2 separate regions of the Mus musculus genome follow, and region 2 is linked to region 1. Evidence: chromatin contacts called from ENCODE POLR2A ChIA-PET data. All regions are on one chromosome and are shown on one strand. The core of a region is the stretch at or near the end of the contact, and the rest is flanking DNA. Distances in the headings are between cores, read along the strand shown. Region 1 holds the start of Sntb2 (syntrophin, basic 2). Region 2 holds the start of Tmed6 (transmembrane p24 trafficking protein 6).

What was found. ChIA-PET counts read pairs that join two places held with the same protein, here RNA polymerase II (POLR2A).
Region 2: POLR2A ChIA-PET joins it to region 1 with 11 read pairs in Patski. The contact joins the promoter of Tmed6 here to the promoter of Sntb2 in region 1. POLR2A ChIA-PET finds 5 or more read pairs at or near these places in 2 of 5 experiments (Patski and embryonic stem cell).

The regions. Positions count from the first base shown.
Region 1 is chr8:106,933,888-106,937,253 of GRCm38, reverse strand. Sntb2 (syntrophin, basic 2) reads right to left here and starts at 1,514. Exons shown (of 7, transcript NM_009229.5): 1 at 933-1,514. The coding sequence starts at 1,452.
Region 2 is chr8:107,064,054-107,067,419 of GRCm38, reverse strand. Tmed6 (transmembrane p24 trafficking protein 6) reads left to right here and starts at 1,776. Exons shown (of 4, transcript NM_025458.2): 1 at 1,776-2,021; 2 at 3,220-3,346. The coding sequence starts at 1,809.

The sequences.
Region 1 (3,366 bases), core at 265-2,764:
GAGCTGGTCTTGCAATTATTTCTAAAGCAAGCAACTGGCTTCTCACTTACAATATTCCATCACCTTCAACATGTATGAGTCTTTGGAGATGAGATTTAATTCTGCCTCAGTTACATCGATACGCGTGAAACGCTGCACACAAGATCGCATCTACACTTAAGGTAAAGGCTATTCACACATATGTGATGGTACCCGTTTCAGGATTCTTATAAAATGTCTACTGGTCTTGCGGCAGCACGCCTGCCAGCGATAGGAAGCTGGCACCGGGCTCTTGCAAAAGGGGCGAAACTCTAGTTGGCAGTAAAATGCTCAAACACGTGAGCCTCCACTGTTAAACAAGGCTCATTAACCTCACAAACTTGCTGTATCAGCTCTCTGCCTTCCACAAAGTGCTGTGATCTTCTCTGGTTATTGTTGAGAGCCAATGATGGGTTAAATTCCCATAAATTAACCAGTGCTTTGGTGGTTTGCCCAAGCAAACTGCTGGCATCGGTGTGGATGGATTTAATAGACCGGCCCGCCCGGGGAGCCCGAGGTGACTAAAGAAAGCGTCCAACCAACGCTTCCCAACAGGGAAAAAAAGGAGACTAAAGAACTCGAGCCGATCGCTCTCCCGGTAGTTAGTGCTTAGTGTCAGCTTATCGTGCAAGACTTAGGGGTGAGCTTCGCACGCGGCTGCTGCTCCCCCCACCCCCTAAATCTCAGCTGAGTCTCGCTAAGGGGCGGTAAAGTAACACTTCGGTGGCTGCCCAACTTTCTTCTCGCTGGACGCCTCAGTTTTTCCACACTCTGGAGCCCCACAAGAGGAGGTCTGGTGGCCGGGGCGGAGGGAACCGGCGAGCCCCGCACAGGCGTCAGGGTGGGCAGAAACAAAGTGCGCGCAGGCGAGCCCAGGCCGCCACCCCGCCGCCTCCCGCTCGGCCCCCGCTCACCCTCCAGCAGCACCTCCTTGCCCGCGCGCTTCAGCGCCTGCACGGCCTGGTCGTGGGTGGCCTGGCGCAGGTCGGTGCCGTTCACCGACAGGATGGCGTCGCCCAGCCGCAGCGCCCGGCTCTGGTCGGCCGCCAGCCCCGGGAAGATCTTGGAGATGAGGATCGGCATCCGGTTCTCGCGGCCGCCCTTGATGCTGATGCCCAGGCCGCCCGCCTCTTGCTTCACCACTCGCACTCGGCGCACGGGCGGCGAGGCGCTCGCTTCCCCCGCGGGACCGCGGGGCGGCGCGGGAGGGCTGGGCGGCCCCAGGCCACGGTTCGGGCTCCCGGGCAGAGACTCGCCGCCGCCGCCGTTCGGAAGACCGTTGAAGGCGGCCGCCGGCGGCTCAGGCTCGACTGCGGCGGCGTCGCCCGTCAGGCTCAGGCTCTCGCCACTGAGCTCGGCCACCACCCGCACCCAGCGCTCCCTTAGAAGCAGCTCCACCAGCCCCGCTTTGGTGGCCCGCGTCCACACCGCCATGGCCGGCCCTGCTCCCGCAGCCGCCGTTGCTGCAGCTCCCCCGATTCCAGTCAGGCAGCCTCGGCGCTTCCCCCTTCCCGCCCGAGGGGGGCGGACCCCTCCCCTCCCCCCGGCGATTCATTATTCATGAGGGCCACGCCCACTTTCCGGAGGGGCGGGGGGAAGGCCGGCGAGGCCGCTTCCGGGAGGCGAGGTTGTCCTGGTTCACTGAAAGCTCTTCGGAGGTGGGCAGCGCCTCGTGCAGCGAGGCACCCCGCCGTCCTTTGCTTTGGTTCTCCGTGACCTCCTCGAACTCCTCACCTCTTCTACGAGAGCTGCCCGGGCAGGGAGAGCAAAGTCAGCTTGTAGAGAGGCTCTTTGCGATCCTGCAGGGCCGGGTTGGCGCGTTCATTCTTGCATTGATTGGTTCATTGCAAAAAAAAAAAAAAAAAAAAAAAAAAGCAGCCCTGAGCGCTCAGAGGTGTGCTGGGCTCCTTTTAAGGCCCTAGAGACACACTGAATAAAATGCACCTCAGCCGAGAGAGCTTGTGGTCTAATGGGAAAGAAAAACAGAGGCAACCAGCTAGGTGTGATTCTCTGTGGTTAAAAAGACTGCAGACCTCCCTAAGAACAGGATAAAACAACATTTGGTTAGTCTTGGTGTGAGCACAAGCAGGGGACACAGCATAAGTGACATGGGATCAAAGGTGTGGATCCAAGACTTTGTCACTGCTTTTAAAAATCACCTGTCTGCTGGCCTGTAATTAGAGGGGACCTGTCTTCTTCTTTTTTTTTTTTTTTTTTTAAAGATTTATTTATTATATGTAAGTACACTGTAGCTGTCTTCAGACACACCAGAAGAAGGAGTCAGTTCTTGTTACGGATGGTTGTAAGCCACCATGTGGTTGCTGGGATTTGAACTCTGGACCTTTGGAAGAGCAGTCGGGTGCTCTTACCCACTGAGCCACCTCGCCAGCCCGGGACCTGTCTTCTTAAGCACTGGGAACCCACAGTGCGCAAGGTCAAAGACATTTGCAGCATGCTGATGTTTTAGAGTTCCCCACAGACCAACGGGTATATATAGTTAACAAAGATTGTGCGAGATTAGCCACAAGATTATGAGGCTAAACTCCACAATCTGCCATCTGCAGAAAAAGGCTCTGAATCCAAATCCAAAGACCTGAGGACTAGGTAGAAATCTGAAGCTATCAGAAGACCAGAGAGGCCTGAGGGGGCAGAAGCGGGGGAGCAGGGTCGGAGTGGAAAGCTACTATGTAAAAGCTGGCCCAGTCCATGAAAAACCAGGAGCCCTGAAGTGTGGCAGGAGAGCGATGTCCCAGTTTTCATAGAGTGAGTATACCGCGTCTTACTGTTCCCTGGCAGCCCTCACCTGATTGGATGGTGCCGGTTCCCACTGTTGAGGACAATCTTCTCTACTCAGGTCACCATGGAAAAAATTTCTTCCGGAAACAGACACACCCAGAACGGTTTTACATCTGTCCATCCAGGCAGGCGTCTTTTAGCCCAGTCAAGTGAACACACACACACACAAAAATTAACCATCTGTGATGATTCCTTAGGAAGTTGCCAATGTGAACAAGACATAAGGTTAGTGGAATTAGGTAGTGAGTGTGCAAGGCTTCAAATAACCAAGTCCTGAAGGGTTCTGTCTTGATTCTATAAGTTTGCCAGTCTTAGTCTGGGTTCCATCTTTTTTTTTTTTTTTGGCGAATATGTAGATGACCATCCAAGAAACCGTATAAAGATTTGTTAGCTAAAGAGTCAGTGATTTTGCTAATTGCAGAGCCAATAACAAGACTATATGTAATGACCATAGCAAAAAAAAAAAAAAAAAAAAAAAAAGTCTTTTAGATATGTTAAAAAAAAATGGGGCTGGAGAGATGGCTCAGCGGTTAAGAGCACTGACTGCTCTTC
Region 2 (3,366 bases), core at 527-3,026, 130 kb before region 1:
GTACCACCAACTAAACAGTACCACCAACTAAACAAACAGTACCACCAACTAAACAGTACCACCAACTAAACAGTACCACCAACTAAGCAGTACCACCAACTAAACAAACAGTACCACCAACTAAGCAGTACCACCAACTAAGCAGTACCACCAACTAAACAGTACCACCAACTAAACAGTACCACCAACTAAGCAGTACCACCAACTAAACAAACAGTACCACCAACTAAGCAGTACCACCAACTAAGCAGTACCACCAACTAAACAGTACCACCAACTAAACAAACAGTACCACCAACTAAACAGTACCACCAACTAAGCAGTACCACCAACTAAGCAGTACCACCAACTAAACAGTACCACCAACTAAACAAACAGTACCACCAACTAAACAGTACCACCAACTAAGCAAACAGTACCACCAACTGGAGACCAAGCATCAAGTACCTGAGACTGCCAGCAGCATTTATTACCCAGACCGTCATAGACTTCCTGAAATAAAAATGTTAGCCTCTTGGGCTAATGCTGACCCGGCTTGGGTCTACACTGTGAAATCCTATTTTACCTGCTACACACTCACACACAGTTACAGGAGTTAGAGTTTGTAAACCAACAACTTGAGAAACCGTCTTAGAACGTGAGGACTCCAGCTTCGCCAACTATTCCCATGGGACCAGGAATATATAATGGTTTTATAGAGGATTTTGGATAGTTTTTCCCTCTCTGTGGGTGCCAAAGAAGTCACGAGTAGAAGAAGAGATGGAAGGTCTCAGGGTTTGGAGAAACTCCAGAGCTTTCCAATCAGGCAGGAGAGAGTCAGAGGAGGGGTGGACCACCTTGTTCACCCTTAGCTTGGGTTTCTACCGCTGTGATAAACACCATGACCAAAAGCTCCTTGGGGAGGAAAGGGTTTAATTTGGCTTCGGCTTCCACATCACAGCTCATCAATGAAGGAAGCCAGGACACGAACTCAATGCAGGACGTGGACCTGCAGGAAGGAGCTGATGCAGAGGATGTGGAGCACTGCTGCTGTTTATGAGCCCTTTCTCCAGTTCTTGCTCTGTCTTCTTATAGAGACCAGGACCAGCAGCCTGTGAGTGGCCCCACCCACAGCGCAGTGGGTGGACCAGCAGCCTGTGAGTGGCCCCACCCACAGCGCAGTGGGCCCTCCCCCATCAATCACTAACCCCATCAATTCCCTACGGGCTTGCCTGGAGCCTGATTTTATGGAGGCGTTTTCTCAAATGAGGCTCCCTCATCTCAGATGAGTATAGCTTGTATCAAGTTGACATAAAAGCAGCCGGCACTACTTCTTCGTACACTAAAATGTTTATGTAGCTGGGTGTGGTGGGCAATGTCTTTGATCTCAGCACCCAGAGGCAGGCAGATTTCTGAGTTCAAGACCAGCCTGGAGAGAGGCTCAGTGGTTAAGAGCACTGGCTGCTCTTCTGGAGGTCCTGGGTGCTGGGAATTGAACCCACATGGCGCCTCACAACCCTCTATAACTGTAGTCCCATGGGGTTCGATGCCCTCTTCTGGCATGCAGGTGTACACATAGACAAAGCACCAGTATACATGAAAGAAATATTTAAAGAACAGTGTGGTTACATAGGAGACCCTGCACTGCACCAACGGAGGGGGGGGGGGGCATTGTGGTGCATGGCACCTGTATTACAGAAGATCTACAATGGCTCTGAAACTGGTCCTAAGTGTGGCGTGTGGGGTTAATGATTAGCTGGCTGCTTGGCTGACTTCCTTTCCACGGGATTGTGAGCAGCTCACCTGCAGAAGAACCCACAGAAGGCAGCATGTTCCCTTTGCTCCTCGTGGCTGAGCTGGTAGTTCTGAGCCTCGTGACTTCTGTTAAGAGCCAGGAGACAGATCCCCTACACGGCTCCAAGGACCAGCCACTCTTCCGTGGAGCTGATCGGAATGACTTTGCCATCGTGGTCTCTCCAGGAGCCATCGAATGTTTCTGGCAATTTGCTGACCAGATGGGATACCTCTACTTCAGCTACGAGGTGCGTGGAGGCCTCTGGCCATACCTTTTATAAAGTGAGCCAGGCTTTTGATGAAGCCAAGGTCTGGTTCTCTATGAGGCTGTGGCTGCCACTTGTGAATCAAGTGGACCTTCAGTTAGAGAGCAACTCTGGGTGAGACTTGGATGAACAGCCAGCAACGGGAGCTAAAGCATATGGCTTGGTCTAGAACTGGAAGCTACAGAAGTGTGTTCCAATCCAATGGACAAGAGAGGCAACCTTTAGCTTTCCTCGGATATGAGGAAAGACAACACGTGCTAAAATAGTCACATAATTGTGGGGCACACACCTTTAATCCCAGAACTCAGGAAGCAGAGGCAGGGGGATCTCTAAATTCAAGGTCAGCTTGGTCTACAGAGTGAGTTCCAGGACAGTCAGGGCTACACAGAGAAACTTGTCAATAAAGAAGAAACGAGCCTGGCAGTGGTGGCACACACCTTTAGTCCCAGCCCTTGGGAGGCAGAGGCAGGCAGATTTCTGAGTTCGAGGCCAGTCTGGTCTACAAAGTGAGTTCCAGGACAGCCAGGGCTATACAGAAAAACCCTGTCTTGAAAGAAAAAAAAAAAAAAAAGAAAAAAAAAACAGAAAAAAAGAAAAAGAAAGAAGAAACAAGAGAGAGACAGAAAAGGGTCCCATAATAGATTTTAAGTGAAATCACTTGAGTTCATGGGGTGAGATAAGGTCAGACCTCCTGCATGTGCTAATCCTAACAACCTGTAGAATAACCGGCTCAAAGCTTTGTCTATGCACCCAGACAATTCTGTTCCTCTTTGGAAGGTGCCTATCCCTTGGGCAAGTACACCCAAAGGGGCTTAGGCCACCAAGGACCTTAATATTAAAGTTAGAGGTAACTTTGGTTTTTTTGTTGGTTTTTTGTTTTTAGGTTGTGGGGGCTCTTGGGGAGACAGGATCTCATGTAGCCCAGGCACTGGCCTCAAACAAGATACAGCATCAGTCCTTGCTGGTTTGTTTTGTTTGTTTGTTTGTTTGTTCTTTCTGTAGACCAGGCTGGTCTCAAACTCAGAAATCCTCCTGCCTCTGCCTCCCAAGGGCTGGAATTATGGGATTAAAGGCGTGCGCTACCACTGCCTGGCACCTTGCTGGTTTTTGAGTGATGTAGTAAGGATCTCTCTCTCTCTCTCTCTCTCTCTCTCTCTCTCTCTTTTACCGGTGATGGCAGGTTCAGCGCATTCTCGGGATGTCACATGACCGCCACATTGTTGCCACGGCACATACCCCGCAGGGTTTCCTTATTGACACTTCCCAGGATGTAAGGGGCCAGATTAACTTTGCTACACAAGAAACAGGTATGTATTCATCTCCAAAG